Regions from separate parts of the Mus musculus genome. Here region 1 is linked to region 2. Evidence: chromatin loops called from intact Hi-C (ENCODE). Cell type or tissue: heart. All regions are shown on one strand. Links, peaks and the distances in the headings refer to the core of each region. The heading gives the core; the rest is flanking DNA. Region 1 has its middle 16 kb from the start of A330009N23Rik. Region 2 has its middle 19 kb from the start of Krt8.

Region 1 (11,710 bases), core at 1,551-9,550, 740 kb before region 2:
GTAACATCACCTCCACCACAGTTTCTTCAGAACCCACTGGAAATGGTTCCTGTTGCTTTATTCTAGACCTCAAGCCCATTTGTTTATCTTCTTTATGGTTCTTTCTCTGGCTTGGTAATTATATTCACTTCCTGTATTGATATCCTGGACTCTGTCTTTTGCCTTGCTTGGAGTAGGTACAAAGCCTTTTATAAAGTTGCAGCTCAGGGTTGGGGTGTGGCTCAGTGCCAGAGACTTCATGTGTGTGAGGTCCTGGGTTCTATCCCCAGCACGGTAAAAATAAATGAAGATGAAAACCAACTGTGAGTCAGTAAAGCCCCTGAGGGGGTTCACCCATGCCCCCCAGCCCCCAGCGCTCTCTCCACCCCCCACAGCAAGTGCTCAATAAAAGCTCAAGAGGGTCCGAGGATCACGATCACGTGGTTCCTGGGCTCACAGCTAGATAGGGGCAAGCACAGTCTCTGCACCTGTGAGCCCCCGGGGGTGGGGTGGGGAGAGGCAGCCTCTCCTCTGTTTCACCTGCAGCTGGCATCTATGAGCTCCTCTTACAATGTCCCTCAGGGCTGGGTGGTGGCTCCCGTGGTGGCACCTGCAGCTTGCCTCTGTGCCTTTTCTGCTTTGGGAGGAAAACAGCTTCTCTGAGCTCTTGTGTTTGAACAGCTGCTCTGCCTTGAGGGTGAGCATCCTTAGGCTCATGTCTAGGGGAGGAAGACTCTCACACCTTTGTTCCCAGAGGCCAAGGCTGCCAGGAGACCAGCTGCCTGGCACAGGTCAGCCCTTGTGGGGTATACAGACTTCCTGGGTTTCTCTTGCTTTCTATTCCCTGGGCAGGTTCCCAACCCCAGCCTGTTCCTACCGCTCTGCCGTGCAGCTGGTCTTGAGTGTGATGTCAGTGCCCCTCGCCCAGGCTGAAAGGGCTCCTATACAGCTGGACTTATACACTCAAGAGAGGGGGAGAGTGGTCCAGGGTGGGGCCGGATCCCACCTCTCAGCTGATGGATGACGGCACCAGCCTCCTGCCGTGTAGGTGGGTGACAGGGAGTGACTAATGTGCCAGCTCTGTTGCTAAAAATTAACCCAGGGATCGTGTTTGGCGGAGGGGGTGGGGGTGTGTGGGGAAGGAGCGGGGACTGCAGTATTGTGTGGTCGGTATTCCCCTGCCCTGACTCCCTCCCCTTTCTACCAGCCTTCTGCTCTGCCCAGGCCAGGAGGGGCCCCCAGAAATTCCAGGGACGAAAGTGAGCGCCACTGCAGGTGCACACATGGTGGGAAAAGATACAACCCTCCAGATGGGATTCTGAGGTCCCCATAGAGCTGGGCACCTGTCCCATCTCCTCATCCTGCCCCCCTTCACCTTGGGGCAGAGAAGGAAAGGTTCCTGGTGGAGGGGGGTATGAGGTCAGGGTCAAAGAGTCGGTGAGGACTGGGTTGAAAACTGTAAATGGGTAAGTGTCACTTGTGGGAGGAGAATGAGGGTAGGAGCGGTAGATGGAAGGTAGATTTGAAAGAGCGCCTGATCACAGAAGGAGGATCAAATTTCCCTGTGAATGAGAACATGCCTGCCAAGGTAGGGGAGAGGGGTGGGCTCTTAAAACTTAGTTCTGGGGGCTGGTGAGACGGCTCAGTGGGTAAGAGCACCCGACTGCTCTTCTGAAGGTCCGGAGTTCAAATCCCAGCAACCATATGGTGGCTCACAACCATCTGTAACAAGATCTGACGCCCTCTTCTGGAGTGTCTGAAGACAGCTAAGTGTACTTACATATAATAAATACATCTTTAAAAAAAAAAAACTTAGTTCTGGGGCACATGAATATGTCCTAGGCATGGGAAGGGGCTTTATGGGCACATAAAAATGAATCTGCTGGAAGAACTGGCTCGACAATACTTTCTGATCCCCCAGTAAAACCACACCAGAGAACATAAGCTGGGGGACAGCCAGAGAGGTGAGATCTGGGAGGTACTTTCTGCTCACCAGCCTGCTGGAGAGATGAAAGAGATATGGGATTTCCCAAGGTCAAGAGAGATGTCAAGTTGTCTGGCTGGGAGGCTGCCTAGTCCTGCATTTAAGAGAAGGAAGGACCCAAGGGGGGAGATGGTGCCCTCAGAGATAACAGAGCAGGGTGCTGACCCCTGGTGGTGGCCCGAGCATTGCACCTCTAGATCCTGCCCTCCACGACCTCCCCTGTGTTCTGCTTCACACTCCAAGAATCTGGAGCCTTTCTTGTCCCCTAGTTTTTTATTGGAATCACTCCCCATTGTTATGTCTCACAGCTTACAGGTGATCAAGGAAGGAAACCGCACCCCTTTCTCCTCTGCCTGCTAGCTCAGGGCCTGGCATTGAGTGGGAGTTTGGAGCACCTTTGTCCCTGTGGAGACAAAACAGATAAATCCAAGATATTGAACTCACTTGACTTCCACCAACATAGTTGGAGCCTGAGAGTCCCCAGACTTCACTGGACAGGGGAGAAGGGATGCTTGCTAACCTGCCAGACACTGCGATTTCTAGGAGAAACCTCAGCTTCAGCCAGTCTTCCCTTCCTGGAGGCTGGCCCTTCAAGAGAGAATATGCAAATTTATACAAAAAGTAAAAGTTATACAAATGTTGCCTTTGAGCCTCTTTCTCAACAACTCCTGTTGGAAGCTCCAGGTCAGTGTGTATCGCCCAGTTTCTCAGGTTCCCTCAAAACACTCTTAAGGTTGGCTCAGCGGTTAAGAGCACTGACTGCTCTTCCAGAGGTCCTCAGTTCAGTTCCCACCAACCACATGGTGGCTCACAACCATCTGTAATGGGATCTGATGACCTCTTCTGGTGTGTCTGAAGACAGCTACAGTGTACTCACATACATAAGATAAATAAATCTTAAAACAAACAAACAAACAAAACCCCCTCAAAAATCAAGCTCTTAGGGTGACAACCCCCAACTGTACAGCAACCACAGTCCGGTATGGGATTCTCCAGATTCCTCTCCTATGGACGGTCAGCTCCAACCCTATACTCTCTGCTCAAACAAGTACTACCATAGTGAACAGAACAGGGCTGACACAGAGAACAATTAACAGCACCGACGGCCCCTCCCCTTTCATTCCCCTTGCCATGGTCCAGGTGCTCTGTGCTAGCTCCAGGGCATCCGATTTTTTCCAAGTACCCTAAAGCTGAGTAGAGTAGTGTGCCCATGCTGCTCCAGCTACTTTGAAGGCTGGCAAAGGAGGGCTCTGGAGCATGGGAGTCGGCTTGGGCAATATAGAAAGAACCCCGGTGGTGGGGTTAGGGAGGAGAAGGAGAAAGATCAGGGCTGCTTATAATCCCAGTACTTTAGAGGCTGAGGCAGGAGGATCTCAAGTTTTAGACCAGTCAGAGCTGCATATTGAGACCCTGTCTCAGAAAGCAAGAAAGGTACAAAAATCAAAACCAAGAAGAAGAAGAAAAAAAAAAAAACACCAGATATTATGGTAAGGATGTATTGATAGGATTTTGAATATAGATTACTCTAGATCCAAATCCTTGATCTAGAATCCATTCCCACCAGAACCGTGAGCTGTAAGTATTGATAGAGCTACTGAGGTCTAGCTTCCCTTGGGGGTGGGAGACCAGGGGGATCTATGCCTCCCATTGGTCCGGAACCCCTCCATACTGTTGGGTGAAACACGTGTAAGGTGAAGATTCTCTTGGAGATGCCCAGTCCCCAACCAGTTGGAGGCTAGCTGGTCAGAACCTATACGTGGGACCTGCAGGGGTGCTGGGGGCTGTCAGAGTTCTGGATGAGGGGAGGAGGTGGATACTGGAGCAGAAGCACGCAGCAGGTTGGGCTCATCCGTAGATCAACAATTAAGCGACGGAAGTAGGAAATCTCAGACTCCAGTTGCCCCAACAGCTGAGGGAGAGACTGCAGGGCTGACATGCAAGTTCTGGACCTGGTTGAAGTGGGTTGGAATGGAGAGAAGACACCCGAGTAGAGTCAGCTGGGCTTCGCTCTCACCACCTTCGCCTGCTCTAAGACAGGCTGACGGCTGAATTGCAGAGGCAGGCTTTCTCCTGGAGGTGGAGCCGCCAGGAGCAGGGTGTGGGTGGACATGGGGACTCTGCCTAGTGTTCCACAGGGAGCTGGGAGGGAAGCAGGTGGCGGCGCCCAAGTGAGTAACCGCCGTCCCACAGCAGCCAATCTCAGTGGCTCAGAAGTCCGGGAGATGCGACAAGGCCCTCTCCGCCTTTGCTGGGCTCTTGCACACCCGGGCCCTCGCACAACCCGGGCCCTTCTTGCACACATGGGCCCTCTTTGCCCACGTCCACCCCACCTCACCCCACCCCACCCCTCCGGCTTGGCCTCCCACCTCAGAGGCATCGCTTTCCCGTGGGGAGAGCCTCCCTCCCACTTCCAAGCTCCAGCCTGGAAGGACAAGACTCTCCCTACTGGGGAGGAAGATGCAGGCGAGGGTTGTGGTCCCCGCCTCTTGGCAGAGCGGAGGAGCGGCGTCGCCCTCTGCTGCCAAACTCGGGCACTGTCGCCTGATCACCTTGTCACCTGGGCTCCTAGGGGGCTTCCGGGCTTCAGCCCTTTCTTGTTTGTTAGTTTTGTTTTGAGAGCGGGTCTTAGCACACTACCAAAGACTATATAGACTTCAATCTTTTTTTCTTTTAAAAATTTTATTATGTTTTATTTATTTGGTTAGTATGTGTGTCTAGGCCACAGGACAGCCTGTGGGAGACAGTTCTCTCCTACCCCCTTGTGGGGTGGCAAGGGCCCTTCCCCACGGGTGGTCATCCCACCAGTCCCTACAGCCTGTTTTCTAAGCATATAAGTAAGGTAAGTGGGGCTCGTTCGTAATACATTTGTGTCCTGCCTTTTTCTTTTATTCTTCAAGAGATGACGTTTGGTTAAGAGCCTAGACTCTGGAGCCAGGCAAAGTCAGGTTCGAGTCCTTGTTCTGTGAAACCTTTATGTCTGCCCCTGTGAACCTGGTGCAGGCAGGCACTGCATAGGCTGAGGTGAAGCTCTGTACGGCGCCACATGTGTGCCATTCCAGCCCATTGTCCTGAGCAGGATGGGTCTCCAGCCACCTGACCCTTGGAGCCACGTGGTGCTTCGCCTCCTGTGCCATCAAGGAAAGAAAGGGGCGGAGGCTGTTGCCTCTTTGACTGGGCTCTCTTCCCAGCCCTGCATGGCCTCATTGTTTTTTCTGGGCACCTGGCATTTCCCTGCACGCGCATGTGTGTGTGTGTGTATACATATACATATATGTGTATATATATGTGTGTGTGTGTGTGTGTGTGTGTGTGTGTGTATGTATATGTGTGTGTGTATATATATTCTAGATTCTTTAAGTAGAATGATGTGTTTTCACAAAAGACTAGCGCTTTTAAAAGACTGGTTCTTGTTATGTATCCCAGACTCACCTGGAATTCAATAGATAGCACAAGGTGACTTCAATTTGTTTTGCTTTTGTTTTTATTTTGTTCTGTTCTGTTCTGAAAAGGTCTCATTATGTAACTCTGGCCGGCCTGGAAATCGATAGGTAGAGCAGGCTAGACTTGAACTTACACAGATCCTCATATCTCTTGAGCACCAGGATTACAGATATGTGTCACCATGCCCAGTGCATTGTATATGTCTAAGTTCATGTGTGTACATGCCTGTGGATATACCTGTGTGTGTGTGTGTGTGTGTGTGTGTGTGTGTGTGTGTATGTGTGTGTGTGTGTGTGTGTGTGTGAATATGTGGAAACCAGAGGTCAATGTTGGGTCTCTTTCTCAATTAGTTGCCCCATGCCCAAGGCTTTTTGAGAGTTTCGTTTGACCTCTGTGATTCCTAACAGAGGACTTGGCACTCCTAGGCCTTGGGTATTTTCTATAACTATGTGTAGATAGAGCTACCTTTCCGTCCTCTAAAAGCCGACAGTACCACTTATGGCCAGTGGAGGGCACTGCCACACAGCTCCTGGTAAGCTTCTAGGTGCTATGGGGGATAATTATAAAGAACATAGGCTCTTCCCACTCTGGGAGTGCTCTCAGTTCTGGAACCAGTAGGGGCTCTCCTCCCTCCCCTAGCGAATCTGTCCTGGCAGCCTGGAGCTGGCATGCCCCGGGCCATATCATCCAGAAGCAAGCACCCGGTGCCTGAGGTCAGAATACCCTGCTTGGTGGCTTGGACACACCCCTTAGCAGCTGATGCCACTAGACAGATCACACCCTGTTCCTGGCTCTGCAACATGACAGCGATCATTTGAGTGCGCTGCTAGCTCCCGGGTTTGCCGCGAGGTCGGAACAGAAGTGTTTTGTAAGTGTAAACGTTAGAGAAATGTAACATACACACACTTTCACTGCTGGGAGGCTAACTGAAGGTGGGTTTGTGGAAGGGATTAAGTTAGCGAGGGAGAAGGAAGATAAAAATAACAAGTGCCTTTCACCAAGTGCTTATTAGGAGCCAAGGCCGAGGAAAGTGATCCGAAAATATTGTCTAATTATAGCCAACACTTACACAGGGCTGACCTTGGGCCAGGAGCTGTTTAAGTGCCTCATGCATACAAACTGCTCAGATCCTCGTGACTCAGGGGAGAAGGTGAGGCATGAAGTAGTTGGTTTGTAGACCGGCTCATGCGAACGGGGCTGGCATTCAAACCACAGCGATTTGTCCCCTGTCATGGTCTCTGAAGTCACGACCACACCTCAAAGAAGATATTCTTGCATTTCCTTATAGTAAAGCCACTGGAAACACACCATGAAGGTGTATTTGAGTCCAGACTACCCACTGGAGAATGGAGAGCAGTGGGAACTGGCACAGGGTTCCCCCACCCCACCCCCCACCCCCGCCCAGGAACAGGGCAGATTCGAGCAAAGGCAGAGCTTGGGGGAGAGGGATTAATGCGTGGGAAGGGAGGATGGCCTATCTTCTGGATCCAGAAGGAGGAAGCAGGCTGACAGGCTGTGTCGCTCTCCTCAGTGATGGATTCCCTTTTTCCCTTCCAAGCCTCGGGGCTCCTCCTCCTCCGCTCTGAGGTGCTACTCTGACTGGAGAAGGTGAGAACAACCCCAACCCTGCCACAAGCTTCCCTCAAACCATCTCCTAGCTTCTAGCCTGTTATACAACCTGCGCTCTGTCCACACTCGGAAATAACCATGGCTCAGCAGAATGGACTTGGGGGCATGATGAATGGTCCTTAGGACGATCAGCTGACGGCCAGCTGCTCCTGAAGTGACCTGAGTGCCTGCCATAGCTCAGGTTCCCCAGCCCTTCCTGGGAAGTGGCCCTGCCTGGTCTACAGGAAAAGTCTTAACGCGGCTCTGTGTTTGGGCATCATGATAATCATGATTTTGATGAGTATGACCACCCATTTCTGTATCTCTTAATATCTGTCAAGCCTGGGGATGCACGCTTGTAATCCCAGTTACTCGTGGAGCTGAGGCAGGGGGATTGGAAATTCAAGACTTGCCTGGGCTACAGGGTGAGTTCTATACTGGTCTCCAGATCTTGTATAAACTCTGTTTCAAAGTGAAAAATAAAAAGACTGTGGCTAACGCTTAGTGGTAGAGTGTTGGCCTACAATGTGAGAGGCCCAGGTTCCATTCCCAAAGCCACAGAAAATAAATGAATAAAGGCTGGGGAACAGGGGAGCCTGCAGGGCCCTCTCCCACCTCCCGCACCCTCTCACTCCCGCGCAGTACTCTGCACCTTCCTCGGCAGTTTATGGGTCCTGGATTTTCCGAGTACAGCTCAAGGCCCAGAGGACAGGGGCCCCAAAGGTAACCCAGGTTCTCTAAGGGGAACCACCACGCTGCCTGCACAGGGAAGGACTTAGTCTCCTCTGGCACCCTCTGCCTGCCTGACTCTCCTCTGTGGGGCCTGTCAGCAGTAACCAGAGCTGGCTCGGTGGCTGAGAGCAGTAGGAACACCCGTTTCTTGGCAACCGGGGACAGCATACAAGATCCAGTTAATCACCTGTGCCAGCAGGTCAGTCCTCCCACAGCCTCCAGAGCGGCCCCTGATGGCCAGAGGCATGAATCGTTTCTACCCCAGCACACCTAAGGTTCTAGCGGGAGCTAGAGGCTCTTTTCCCTTGTTTCCTGTTTCCTCAATAAACAAACAAACAAACAAACAAATAAATAAATAAATAAATAAATAAATAAAATATATAATTGGTGCTTATTTTGTATGATATATAAAATATAATTAATATATAATATACAAAATATATTGTGTGATATATGTGTGTGGATACACACACACACACACACACACACACACACACACATATATATGTATGTATTCCATCTGTGTATGTGTGTATGTGTGCTGAGCCTTGCATACCAATGTGTTTATATGTTTTGTTCTTCAAGACAGGGTTTCTCTGTGTTACCCTGGCTGTCCTGGAACTCTGTTGACCAGGTTGACCTCAAACTCACAAAGATCTGCCTATTTCTGCCTCCTGCGTGCCGGGGATTAAAGGCATGTCCCACCACCATTGGGGCTTTCTTTCAAGTTTTAATTTGTGTGTGTGTGTGTGTGTGTGTGTGTGTGTGTGTGTGTGTTTGCCTGAGGTGGTGGGTAGTTTTTAATGTCAATTTGACACAGGCTAGCATCATTTTGGAAGGAGGAACCTCAACTGAGAAAATGCCCCCACCAGATTGGTCTATATGCTTGTGGTCTGTCTCTGTCTTCTTAATTAGGGATTGATGTGGGAGGCCAGGGTTTTGTGGGTAATATTATCCTTGGGCTGGTGGTCCTGGGTGTTATAAAAAAGCATGCAGAGCAAGCCATGAGGAGCAGCCAGTAAGCAGAACTTCTTCATGGCGTCCTCATCAGTGTTTTATCACAGCAAGAGAAACTCCAAGACAGTTTGAATGTGTGGGCATGCAACGTATGCAGAGGCTAGGATTTGAAACTAGTAGCCAGCTCTTATGACTGAGCCATCCCTCCAGCCAGCCAGAGCTCTTGCTTTTTTGATTCTTTTTAAAAGATTTTATTTTATATCTATGACTACACTGTCACTGTCTTCAGACACACCAGAAGAGGGCATCATATCTCATTACTGGTGGTTGTGAGCCACCATGTGGCTGCTGGGAATTGAACTCAGGACCTCTGGAAGAACAGTCAGCACTCTTAACCACTGAGCCATCTCTCCAGCCCAAGGTTTTGTTTTTATAACATGTTGAAATCCATTACGCAAAATTACAATTATTTATTTATTTTTTGGCCCCAACTCTGTAGTAAGATGTGGAAGTCAGAAGAAACCACTTCAGCTTCCTCTCTGGGAGGCAACAGCAGCCACAGTGTGCCTGTGAGGCCACAGGGCCCCAGATGGGAACTCTGTCTTGTTTCTTCTCAGCATGTGACAGCTTCTTGGGGTCACAGTTTCCTAAATACCAAAGCAGTGCTTACCTTACAGGGCCGGTGAAAGAAGAGACAAAGCTAAGGAAAGCTTAAGCACAGAGCCTGGCCCAAGGCCCTGCACGATGGATGCAGCAGGGTCTCCTCTCTGGCAGGTCCTCCACCACACCCCTCTCTAGCCACGTATTTTAGTCTGCTGCTTTAAGGAGCCATGCTCTGGCCCAGATCTGACTTTCCCATGTACCATTTCTTCTGTTTGGAATCTCTCCCCTCTGTTTAAAAACTGCTTCATGCTGGACATGGTAGTGCACACCTTTAATCCTAGCACCCAGGAGGCAGAGGGAGGCAGATCTCTGTGAATTTGAGGCTAGTCTGGTCTACAGAGTGAGTTCCAAGACAGCCAGGGCTACATAGCGATATTCTGTTTCAAAAACAAAAGCAAAACACTGTTTCATTAGCGGGACACTGTTGTATCCCTCTCTAAATTACAACCTCCAGTTAAATGTACATGGATCCATAGAGAGCCCAGGCATAGCAAAAGCATACAGGGAACTGAGCTCACTTTCATCTTGAATGGGGCATTCATTCCACATGGAGTTCCCGGTCCTTCAGACTCACATTGACATGTAAGCTGGACTTCTCTGGGCCTCCTTTGCATAAAGCAGATTATGGGCATCTCTGCTCCCCACTTTCCTGAGATACGTCTCTACACCTCTATACTCCACTGAGTGATCTTTCTTATGCATCTTGGATACTCCAGGACTCCCCAGAATGCCAGCATCCAAGGAATTCAAGTTCTTTGTGCAGAACGCTTATAATCTTCACATATAAGTTGCACATATTATTCACTATAATTACTTATTTAAGTTTTAAGATAGTCTTACTTTGCCGGTGGTGGTGACACACGCCTTTAATCCCAGCACTCGGGATGCAGAGGTAGGTGGATTTCTGAGTTCGAGGCCAGCCTGGTCTACAAAGTGAGTTCCAGGACAGCCAGGGCTACACAGAGAAACCCTGCCTCAAAAAAATTAAAAAAAAAAAGAAAAAGTCTTACTTTATAGCTCAGGCTGGCCTCAAATTCAAGATTCTCTTAATCCTAGCCTCTTGAGTGCTGGGATTATAAATACAAGACACCATACCTGGCTCTGCTCTACACTGTAAAGCTCTGCACTAGGGATAGTGTTTAGTGTGGTGAATGTTATGTGTGTTATTATAACGCTGAATTATTTAGGCAATAGTGACAAGAACAAAACCTAGATAAGTCCAGTGCAGATGTAGTTTTGTCTTGTTTTCCTGAAACATTAGAACCCACCCCTGAAAATGACATTTATTTCTGGAGAAGCCTGGTCAAGACACCAAAAGCTCCCTGAGCTCTGACTACCTCCTGGGTAGCTTGGTTCTCCCTGGCACCTTCTCCTGGGGTTTGACCTGAGCCATCTGGGAAGCATGGTTCAGCAACCTCTCTATCTTTTTTTTTTTTTTTCTTTCTCCCCTCCTACCTCCAAGTGGTCTTATTTTTTGTTATACTTTAAAAAACAAACAAACAAACAAACCCCAAACAAACAAATCCAAACCTTAAACATCTACTTATTTTATGTCTGTAAATTTTTGCCTCTGTGTATGTATGTGCACCCCGTGCATGCCGGGTACCCACTGAGGTTAGAAGAGGGCGTTGGAACCCCTAGACTGGAGTTAATGACGGTCGTGAGGACCCAAATCTGGGTCCTCTTAGAGCAGCTGGAGCTCTGGACAGCCGAACCATTTCTGCAGCCCTTCTGTTTTGCTTTTATTCGGGGCAGGGCTTCTTGTAGCTCAGGCTGGCCAACTCCCAAATGCTGAGATTACAGGCCTGGGCTACCACGCCCAGCAATTAACTTCATTTTTGCACCATTGCTTGTGTGGGTCTAACGGAAAAGGGCCTAAGAATTGAGGACATTCACCTTTAATCGCACTCCGTGCCCCTCGGGACTGTCTGGAACAGATTTGGATGCCAAGTCTCCAAGCCAGCCGCGCTACGAGTTTCCACACACCCCCACCCACCTCCTGCCTGGGCCAGGCCACCCCCACCCGGGCAATGACGTCTATTTGCATGCACCAGCGCCAAAGGAAGCGTTGGCTCAACGACGATTTGCATGCTCTCACGCTATTGGCTGCGAGGGCGGCGCCGCAGCCAATGGCTGCAGCGGTGTTTACAGCGCGGCTTGGGTGATGTAATGGAATCCTGGCTAGCCCGCCGAGCTCCCTGCGGACTGCGCGGTGACGTAGCGGCTTCCCCGACCGCACCCGGCGTGCAGGGCCTGGCGCGGGCAGTAGGGGCATGGCTCGCCCGAGGCTCGGTGCTGCCCCGCCGCCCGCCGCGTTCCTTCCGGCTTGGTGTTCCGGTGGCGGGA
Region 2 (11,710 bases), core at 1,361-9,360:
AGAGACTCTGCCTCAGTAAATAAAATGGAGAGCAATCAAGGAGGATTCGTATTGTCAACTTCTGACTTATACATGAATTCACACACACCACACACACACATACACACACCACACTGCATACAAAGGTAAAGCAAAAAATAAATAAGGTGGACAGTTGAGGAAAATACCTGCCACTGACCTCTGACCTACACACATACACACATGCAAACATACATACACACACATACATATACATACACACACATACACACATGCATATACACACATACATACATACATATACATACATATTCTCATGCAGTGTGTCACACACTCACAGGTAAAAACAATATTTAAGATTTATTTTTATTTATGTGTATGTGTGTGACAAACAGAGCTGAGGCTGGTGGCAGATATCTGTCATCCAAGCTCTTAGGAGAGTGAGGATAAGAGGAAAGTGAGTTTTAGACTAACCTGGGCTACACAATAACACACACAAATGCACACACACACACACACACAAACATGTATATAGCCTGTATCTGTAATCAGGAAGTTGACGGCTTACTGCCGGAAACTCTTCTGATGATTTTAGCATGTAATCCAGTTTTCTATGTTGTATAACAAAATATACCAATATTCAGAGGATCTGCCTAATCTTCTGAGTCAGTACTTTCTAGTGGCCAGTGCCTGGTGTTAGAAGATCAAGCTGGGGGGGGGGGGGACACAACTCAAAGTGGTGACAAAGGCCTATAATTCCAGCTCTCTGGAGGCTAAGGCAGAGGATAGACAGTGGAAGACCTGCCTGAGCTAAAGGGTGAGTTCAAGGCCAGTCTGGACAACTTAGTGAAACCCTGACTCAAAAAAAAAAAAAAGAAAATACTTTTTTTAACTAAAAAATTAGATTCAAGACATAGCTCACTGTCAGAACATCAGTCTACTGTATGGGAAGCCCTACATTCCGTCCCTAAAACAGAAAGACTATTATACAAACACAGCATAGATAAAAATGAGAAGATGCAGACTCACAATCGTTTGTCAGTCAGAGAGAGAGAGAGAGAGAGAGAGAGAGAGAACCAGCAGGAAGGTGACAGACTATGACAGTTGTAAGACACGGGAACAAATTGGTCCTGGGTCTGGCCAGATCCACTCAAGACTCAGCCTAAAATCTTAAACTCTCTGCTCTCCAGATAACTCACATAACAGGTCACAGCCGGCTCTTGCCTCTGGGACTAACACCTGGGCTACTTGTGTACATAAAGAGTAACACACAGGGGTGCATGCACACACATACACATGCACACACTCACACATGCATATGCACATACACTCTCTCGAAGGCACACATATGTACATGTATACATGCACACTCACACACAAACATGTGTACACACACACACACACACAGATGCCTTTAGAAAAAAGTCTGAGCACTGGCTCCCATGAGTGTCTTCCCTGAGCACCACATACAAAAGCCACATAGTTCTTGGTGGGGGGAGGGGGTGGCACACAGGACAATCCTTTGAGCACTTGGCCTTCCCACAGACTTGCATCCACTCTAGACCTTCACACAACACCCACTACCCCTTGCCTATATCTATGGATGCCTGGGTATGGCACAGAAGGACTACAGGCATGCATGTGAACCAAATGCATAGACAGTCACAAACACAAGTGTGCCCAGACTCAGAAGTGATGCGTTTCATCCCCACACACAGGAATCCCTACAGGACACAGCGCTGCCACACACACACACACACACACACACACACACACACACACACACAACTTTTCTTCCACCTTGGCAAAAGCAAAGCCCAGACTTGCCCCATCACCTCTCCTCCCTCCCTGCTGGAGACGGGCCTGCCCTACCTGCCCCAGCCTGCTTGGGTGGGGCCCCACCTGCTCTCAGGACCAGATGCCAGCTCAGCACAGGGCAGGCTGCCCATGCTCCAGCACGTCGGCCGTCCCACCCCCTCCTCTGCCTGCCACCTCAGCATCTGGCCTGGGCCAGATGGGGCTGGCCCTTGTCAGCAGGCCAGTAGTGGGAAGGGAAACAGGTACTCGACAGCAGGGTTGGGGGCCTGAAGGAGAAGCCATGCTGGCTAGGTAGACCCCTCAGGAAAGAGTCACTCAGCTCAGAACTCCCCTTCTCTGAGGCCTTCCTTTTCTTCTGATGGACCCCTTTCCACTAGAGCTGATCCCCCCAGTCTCAAGTAGCTTCCTGGTGACATAAAGCAAACACTCAAAGCTATGCTAAGCCTAGGAGACACTGCCCCAGAAGCAATGTCCTCTCCCAGACCAGCTGCTGAACCAGGAGGAGAAGCACAGAGCCATGAGAACCAAGGTCTGCTGAGACCTGCTGCCCAAGAGGAAGTGGGCCATGAAGAAATTCTAAGAACAACAACAATCATGTAGTTGGGAAGATGGCTTAGTGGGCAAAATTAATTCCCCAAACCTTCTCCTTCTTCCTTTCCCTCTTCCTCTCCCCCCCCCCACACAGATATACACACTCACACATGTACACTCACTCACACACACATATACATACTCCTACACACATAAACACACACATATTCATAGATACACATTCATACACATACATATACATACACACACATACACATTCACACACTTGTACATACACATATACACATACATACACATATTCATACATTCGCACTCTCTCACACACACATATACACACACACATATATATACACACTGTCAATACACATACATGTATATATACAAACATGCACATATATACACACATATACACACATACATGCTTACCCACACTTACACATATACACACTCATACGTACACACTCTCTCTCTCTCTCTCACACACACACACATATATATATATACACACTCTCAATACACATACATGTATATATACACACATGCACATATATACACACATATACACGCATACATGCTTACCCACACTTACACATATACACACTCATACGTACACACTCTCTCTCACACACACACACACACACACACACACACACATATGCATACACTCACATCCCAGTGCTGGAGGAGAGGCAGAGCAATGACAGAATGATAGAAGAGGAATCAGAAAGGGCTGGGTTCAAGACACAGAAAATGGGGCTGGAGAGATAGCTCAGTTGTTACAGCCTGCTCTTCCAGAGGACCAGAGTTCAGTTCCCAGCACAGACATCATGTGGCTCTCAACCACCAGTTCCAGAGGATCCATCAGACCTATTTTGGCCTCCACAGGCACATGCACACACACAAACACACATTCACACACATGTACACACACTCACACACATATACATACACACATGTACACATATTCATACATTCATACTCTCACACACATACTAACATATATACACACACACATATATATATACACATACTCACACACATGCATACACATTCACACATGCACACATTCACATATTCATACTCTCATACATGCACACATGTGCACACATACATACATACACTCACACATACATGTACACACACACACTTTTTTCTTTTTTCTTTCTTTTTTTTGTTTTTGTTTTGTTTTTTTGAGACGGGGTTTCTCTGTGTAGCCCTGGCTGTCCTGGAACTCACTCTGTAGAACAGGCTGGCCTTGAACTCAGAGATCCTCCTGCCTCTGCCTCTCAAGTGCTGGGATTAAAGGCGTGTGCCACCACTGCCCGGCTCACACTTTTTTCAAGAGTCAGGAAAGTCCCTCGCACAACACTGGGTGACACTGTGGGTTCCTCTGCACTCACATTGCTGGTTGTCAATCAAGCAACACAGTGTAGCAGCCCCACTGCAGGCCTTAGGCTGGATCCCACTTCAGTAGCATCACACTCCGGATGAAGCTCTGTGCCCTATGCAGTGCTTCTCTCTGTGCAAGTAACAAATGTCTCTCTCATATGTTTGCCTTTGTTCTCTGATTCAATATGAGCATGTCTGTATGTGCCTGCCTATACCTGTCTGTACCTGTGCACATACAACCTCTACAAAAGCTTGCCTCTGGTCCCAAAGGCACGTGGTACTCAAGCACACGTACACACGTGCTCACACACACACATGCGTACACACACGCACACGTACACACGCACATGCGTACTTGCAAACGCACATGCGCACTCACACGTACACACACATATGTGCACACACACGCACATATACACGCACGCACGCTCACGTGCACGTGCACATACAAGTTCACTCCCTGCCAAGCTTCCCTGGATGGGAAGGCTGTAGCTCCAGAGGGCAAAGGAGATGCTTCCATTTAGACAGCAGGTGTTCAAGACCACCTCTCTCCTGCCAAGCACCCCTCCCCTCACACAGGTCCTGTCCTAGCTCCGTGTGAGTTAAGGGATGAGAGCCTTGTGGTAGATACAGGAAATGCAGGCACAGCCTCCAGGGCCATAAGACTTACAGAGAGGGTCATCTCTGAACTAAGAGACCAAGTGCCCACCGAATGGACAGGCAAGGCATTGGAAGTGTATTTGGGGTCAGGCATACACAGCCGCAAAGAGCAGATAGTGCGTGGTTCCTTCGAGGATCCTGACAGGAGCCCGGCTGCTTTTGGCAGCAGAGAGAAAGGAATGGCTGCATACGTGGTCTCCAGTCACGTGAGGCAGGCCCTTACGCTAGTGGCTTCCTGTGTGTTCCTACTCAGTAAAACGGAGTCACACACACTAAACTGGGAAGCAAAACATTTAAGGTCCACTCTGGCATGACCCCAACTGTCCTCTCTGAGACCCCAGGACTACAGGGAGCTGGACCTGTGATCTGGGGACTCACATAGGCCAACTAAGCCCTAGTAACTCAGGTGTGCCCTTCTGATGCCGCCATGCTTGTGCCCCCTGGAGCCTGGTCTACCTCCTTCTCCATCCGCCAGCCTTAGGAGGCATGGACCTCCAGCCTCAGCCTCCGAAGGCTCTAAAAATGTTGCTTGGCTCCAGGAGCTAGGTGCTGCCTCCTGCTGGACAGATGGGGAACAGCTAGCAAGTGAGGCAATGTGGCTACAAGCCCTTGGTGCCTCTCCTCTGGTATTTAAACCCGCAGTGCACACTTTCCTTCACAAACAAGGCTGCCCAGGACATCTCACATCTCTTGGCATTCAGCTCCACCTCCCACCCACACTACAACAATGCAAGGTGTGGGACTCCCGTGGATAGAGACTAAAATCCACACAAATGTCACTCACCACGTCACGTCCTACCCAAAACAATAGGAGCTTCCCCTGATTAGCACAAAACATGCCTCTGTAGCCAATGATAGGCTGTGACCAGGACCCGCCCCGATCTCGCTCATGGAATGGGAGCTGCACGTGGCTGGCAAGCTTGGCTCTGGGTTTCAGAGCAGTTTCCTCCGTGCTCCTCTGCTGCCCTCTAGTGGAAAGATGGTGTACTTCCGGTGTACTCAAAAAAACGTCCCTCCATCGCACAGCCTTTCAGGATCTAGACACCCTGAGCAGCAGACTGGGAGGAAACGTTGAAAATCCAAGAGCTTGGAAGATAGGTCACATCCTGGGAGCCATCGGTTTGACAGAAGACAGGTCTGGCCATTGGATTCTCTCATACAGATGTCAACCTGTGCAGAAGGCTCTCTAATGAAGTATTTAAGAACCCCAAAACGTGCATTCCTAGAACAAAACTGATTTTCTCTGGAATTAAGAAAGGAGAAATAGGGCTGGAGAGATGGCTCCGCGGTTAAGAGCACTGACTGATCTTCCAGGGGTCAGGAGTTCAGTTCCCAGCAACCACATGGTGGCTCACGGCCATCTGTAATGGGATCTGATGCCCTCTTCTGGTGTGTCTGAAGACAGTGACACCTTTAACTTTCTGAAAGGCATTTTAGTGCAGTTTATGTATAACGCTAAACAAAGACCACCGAGGTTTTTTTTTTTTTAATAGCTAGCCCAGGCTCCCTCTGCTGCATTTCTGTGTCCTGAATCCTCACCCACCCACCCCACTCCAAGCACTGTGCCCCAAGACCAGCAGTGATTCTCAAAAAAAGAGAGGAGCCAGGTTTTGCCGTGTGTTCCTGTTCAGGGTCCTGTAGAGCTGTCACCGAGGCAAGCTTGTCCCTCTGGCCTCTGTGTCCCTGCTTAGAGTCAATTTCCAGAAACAGTTTCTAGTGACCCATTCGAGGATGGCCAAGATGGAGTCCTTAAATATTTGGACTAGTGGCTAGCATTTTAAAATCAGGTTTCAGGCTGGAGAGATGCTCGGAGTTGAGGGCACTGGCTGCCCTTCCAGAAGACCCGAGTTCAATTCCCAGCCCCCACATGGCAGCTCACAACTGTCTGTCCAGCTTCAGCAGATCCAACACCTCACATAGACAGGCAGGCAAAACACCAATTTACATAAAATAAAAATAAATAATTTTTAAATAAATAAATATAGAAATCTGGTTTCATATAAAATTTCAGGTCTCTACTGCAAAGTTGAAACTTGTGGCCACTCTGGAACCAGATTCCTTGGCAGAAACCAGGAAAGACCACAAAAAACGAGGGCTGTGGCTGCCCACTCTCCTTAGCATTGAAAGATGCTGGTGGACACTGGCCAGACAGAAGAATAAGCCATAAATGAGAGCCACCAGTAGAACTTTGTGAGAGACTCACTGTGTATCTCTGGCTGTCCTGGAAATCACTGTAGTCTCCAACTCACAGAAATCCACCTGCATCTGCCTCCTGAGTGCTGGAATTAAGGTGTGTGCCGCCACTTCTAGCTTATAATCTTTCTGGCTTGTTTTAGACAGGGTCTCAGCCTAGGCTCACCTCGATCACTGGAGCTTCAACCCCCAAGTGCTGACACGGCAGACCTGGGACAATATGTACTGAGAAATTAAGTTTAAAATAATACTTTATATAACCCCATGTATCTTAAGTCTGAGTCTACATGCAACCAACCTACAAACATAAGTATGTGTGTGTAGTATATGCTCATGTAGATATGTACACATGTCCATACAGAGGTGGCTGTGGCTGTGACTGTGGGTGTGTACATGCATGTGTGTATGTACAAGTGTCTGTGCATGTGTGTGTGTGTGTGCACTTGTTTCTGTGATGCATGTATTTGCATGTGTGTGCATGTGTATATGTGCATTGTGTAGTGTGTACATGTGTGTATGTGCATGTATGTGCATTTGTATATGTACATATGTGTGCATGTGTGTGCATATGTATATGTGTATGTGTGTGTGCATGTGTGTGCACATGTGTATGTGCATTGTATATGTGCATGTGTGTGAATGTGTATGTGCATTGTATATGTGTGTGTGTGTTTGTGTGTGTGTGTGTGTGTGTGTGTGTGTGTGTGTGAAGACCAGAAGTTAACATCAGGTGTCTTCCTCTATGACTCTCCACCTTACTTTTTTTATTTTTATTCTTTTACACTTATATTGTGCAGACATACTTGTGTGGGCACACATCTGCCACAGCTCACATGTAGAGGTCAGAGGACAACTTCTGGGAATTGATTCTTTCCCCTCCACCATGTGAGTTCCAGAGATTCAGCTCGGAGTGGCATCAGGTAGGAGCACCTCACCTGCTTAGCCATCTCACCAGCCCCTCTACCTGAGACAGGGCTTCTTGCAAACCTGCAGTTTATTCTCCTAGGCTTCCTGGCCAGTAAGTACCATACATGCTCCCATCTCCACCTCTACCTACCCCCTCAGCACCGATTACAGGTGGAGCACACATGCATACACAGCACACACAGTGGTACAACACTTTACATTCTTTTTTCTGATACCAAGTCTTCCAGATCTGATATATGATTTAGCGCCGTTAGCAGCTCTCAGAGCAAACCAGCTGTTTTGAAGCAGCCTCAGCAAGCACCTGTGACCAGTGGCCACCACGGTGAACATGAGCAGTCTTTAACTGTCTCCCCCCCACCTCAGCAGGTAGAACGAGGAGAGAGGGCCAAGCAGCTCGTGGCAGCGGGTTTGGGCCATTCAGAGTCCCATGAGTCCCATCAGGAGTTGGGAACATGGGCTCTGTCTGGGTGAGCATACACCTCTGGCTCCTTGGCTTCTTCCCAGAAGGGATCCTGCGCCTCCGATAAAGGACTGACAGAGTGAGAGGTGCTACAACAACGCCTCTGGCCACCCCACCCCAGCCACCCCTACCCTAAACCTCTCCCCCTGAGCTTCAATCCCCCCCCCCCAGCTTCTCTTTTCTCTCTTGGTTCTATTGGTCCTCAGCTCTCAGTTCCCGGTCCCCTCTCTTGGCCTTTCCTTCCTTTTCCTCTCTGACTCACATCTCACCCACCCCACCCTCATGGCCTGATCTATTCTGCTGGCTGCTTTCAGTCTGTTAGTTTCTCTCCCTGCTGGACTCTTCCAGATGCCTCTGGCTGCTCGCTCTCTATTCTCTCTCTCTCTCTCTCTCTCTCTCTCTCTCTCTCTCTCTCTCGTAGATGCAATAATAAATAAATAAATAAATAAATAACACCTCCCCTCAGCCACACCCAGGTGTGGTCATGTTCTCCTTTTCATTAAGTTTGGTTAGGATTTTTTTGTTTGTTTGCTTTTTGTTTTATTTTGGTTGTTGTTGTTGTTTTTGTTTTTGTTTTTAGGGGGTTTTGTTTTTTGTGAGACAGGGTCCCATGAAGTAGACCAGGATGAACTCAAACTCCAAGGCCGCTTTTGTCTCCCAAGTGTTGGGATTCACTGCATACACCACCATATCCCGCTCCTCTGTTTTCTTGGTTTGTTTGTTTTTTTAATCTGATAATCCTTAATATGTGGCAAACGAATCCATTCCCCTCATCCAATCGTTCCTGCCTGTCCCGCTGAAATCATTTCTAGTTGCAAGTGAGCCATCTTATCTAGAGACGGAAAAGCAAGCCGCCCTGTGCCTCCACTCCGCTCTGCACTGGAAGAAAGTAAGTCTCACATCTGCCGCAGTGTTCTGTGAACATGTTCAAGTGCAAGCCAGGGGTCCAGTTTCTTACCCCAGACCCACTCCACCCTTACCTTGGCTGCCTGGCTCCTGTTTGTATTTGGAAATTTTATCTTTTAAACCAAAAAAATCTCTCTTCAAGGTATCCATGTTATTGCTAGCCAGGTCAACCCCAAAGGTAGCCAATTGGACATTTGAAATGAGAAAAAGGAGCCGCTCCCTACATTGCAAGACAGTTCTCACGTTGTCCACCAGGAGGCGCCGGAAACCTGCATAAAGAGACCCATACGGCATAATTGAGGAGTGCTGCTTACCGCCTTCTTCCTATCCTTTCCTCAGCCTGCTTTCCTATAGAACCCAGGATCAACAGCCCAGGGATGGCAACACCCGCCGCGAACCGAGCCCTCCCCAATTGATCACTAATTGAGAAAATGCCTTACAGCTGGATCTCATTGAGGCATTTCCTCAACTGTGGGCCCTTCCTCTCTGATGACTCTAGCAGTCAAGTTGACACACAAAACCAGCCAGTATACCACTCTTTAGGAGATAGCTTGTCTAGGACGGATCCTGTGTTCAGTGTCCACTAGAGGACAAGGGGCAGGTGAGGACTTCTCCTCACCCAAAAGCTTGGGCGTAGATCCAAGTCTGTTGCTCTGATCTAAACCCTACCACCAAATGCCTTGGCTTGCAAGCCTGCCTCCCAGGAACATATTCAGAGAATCAGGTGAGGCGAAGCCCACCTGACCACTTCGGACTGGAAGCTAGTACAGGAGGGATGGAGAGGGGTCTGAAGAGATGGCTCAGTGGTTAGGAGCACCTGCTGATCTTCCAGGTTTAAATCCCAGCACCAATGCGGCAGCTCACAGCCGGCCATAGCTCCATAACGCCCTCTTCTGGCCTCTGCAGGCACCACATTCATGTGGTGAGCAAAAGTATACACAGGCAAAACACCCGAATACAGGCAAAACACCCGAATACATAAAGTAAATCTTTTATTTTTTCTGTTTTTTTTTAAAGAAGAGAACTTTTCTCTCTCTCTCCCCCCCCCCCCTCTCTCTCTCTCTCGTTTATTTTCAACAAAACAGGGAAGTGATGAAGCCTCACGGAGAAGGACACAATCACAGACCAGAGAGGCGCCTTCTCTGGCCCCTGTGTTCTCACCGCTCCTGTGGGAAGTGACACGTGACAGAAAAGAGAAGGCACGGAGACCATCTCCTAAAGAGTGATGGTTTTGTGTGCCAACTTGACACAAGCTAGAGTCATCAGAGAGGAAGGGCCCACAGTTGAGGAAATGCCTCCATGAGATCCACCTGTAAGGCATTTTGTCAATTAGTCATCAGTGGGGAAGGTGGTGCCATCCCTGGCTGGTGATCCTGGGTTCTCTGAAAAGCAGGCTGAGGAAGCCATAGGAAGAAGGCTGTAAGCAGCATCCCTCCATGGCTTCTGCATCAGCTCTTGCCTCCAGGTTCTATCACAACAATAGAAACCCTAACTAGGAGGAATAGAAATGTCATTTCTCTTGTTAGTTCAGGAACCCCTCATGCCATCAGGATGCTGCTGCCCCTCACCACTTCTGTGACATGGTTCAGTTGTCCTCTCTTCCTTGAAATGAAGACATGGGAGGTGACATATCTCATATCACAGATCCTATAGTTGACAGAGCCCTAATGTCCACCCAGGTCTTTGTTCCTACCCAGGGTTCGTTTTCAGGGTCTGACTTGAGTCATGTGTTCCTATCAGACCACAATGCCAGGATTTCTCTTTCTAAAACAGAGCCTGCTCCACACACACACACACAATGGAAGGAAGGGAGGGAGGGAGGGAGGGAGGGAGGGAGAGAGAGAGAGAGAGAGAGAGAGAGAGAGAAAGAAAAAAAGAAAGAAAGAAAGAAAGAAAGAAAGAAAGAAAGAAAGAAAGAAAGAAAGAAAGAAAGAAAGGTGAGTGAATCCTCACATTTACCAGCTTTTGTTGAACAAACTTTGGTCCTTAATTTAAAACTACTGGTTAGGGCCTGGGGAGATGGCTCAGCAGTTAAGAGCACTGGCTGTTCTTCCAGAGGTCCGGAATTCAAGTCCCAACAACCACATGGTGGCTCACAACCTCCTATAATGGGATCTGATACACATATACATAAAATAAATAAGTATTTTTTAAACTATTGATTAAATTAAAATGGCTACAGTCAAAATTACTGGAGGGATTAGAGGTAGGCAGGTCCTGAATTCAATTCCCAGCAACCACATGGTGGCTCACAACTATTTGTAATGAGACCCGATGCCCTCTTCTGTGTGTCTGAAAACAGCAACAGTGTACTCATATACATAAAATAAATAATTCTAAAAAGAAAATGAAAAGTAGATTAGGGGTGACACCCCATCCCCCAGTAATTGTCAAAGCCAAATAAAATAGCCAAAGACTGAGTCTTATTCACTTGTAAGCTAGACAGGGACACGTTTGAATTGTTGCAACTACAGCTTCAAATAGAAATAACACCCCACGGGTGGGCGGAGCCACACCCAGCACAGCCCCAAGGCCAAGCCAGGACTGGGGCTTTATCTTGGGAATAGACACCCGTAATGGAGAAACTAAACCCTGATTGGGGTCTTGTGAAAGTCCACTCTGACTTTAAGGGCCATGAAATTACTCTATATGAGAAGATGATAGAGGACACATGACACAAGTTTACAGAATTCCCAACACTGACTGCATCCTAAAGTCAGCCACAGACTCCATAACAAGAAACGCTTCGGGCAAGGGGCGGTTGCCTGTGCCTTCTGGGAGAAGGGGTGTGTCCCGGTTTGACTCTGTTTCTGTAATAATCACCGA

The links. Peaks named below come from ENCODE experiments on the same cell type or tissue, not always from the same donor. Only the 100,000 strongest peaks of a DNase experiment are listed, where the experiment ranks them.
Region 1: a loop joins it to region 2, with 4 times the contacts of the local background. A loop is called at or near these places in 4 of 42 quality-filtered maps.

The regions. Positions count from the first base shown.
Region 1 is chr15:101,234,951-101,246,660 of GRCm38, forward strand. No RefSeq gene overlaps it. Among named protein-coding and RNA genes, the nearest start is that of A330009N23Rik, 16 kb to the left of the region's middle. In heart, for the core only: CTCF peaks have their summits at 2,133 (motif pointing left), 4,496 (motif pointing left), 5,916 (motif pointing right) and 7,980; DNase peaks (open chromatin) are centred at 2,131, 6,071, 6,491, 7,861 and 5 weaker places; H3K4me3 peaks cover 2,714 bases; H3K27ac peaks cover 3,363 bases.
Region 2 is chr15:101,979,152-101,990,861 of GRCm38, forward strand. It overlaps a transcript of Krt78 not described here. Among named protein-coding and RNA genes, the nearest start is that of Krt8, 19 kb to the right of the region's middle. In heart, for the core only: CTCF peaks have their summits at 4,990 (motif pointing left), 5,336 (motif pointing left) and 9,131 (motif pointing right); DNase peaks (open chromatin) are centred at 1,888, 4,344, 5,270 and 9,150; H3K4me3 peaks cover 1,087 bases; H3K27ac peaks cover 2,085 bases.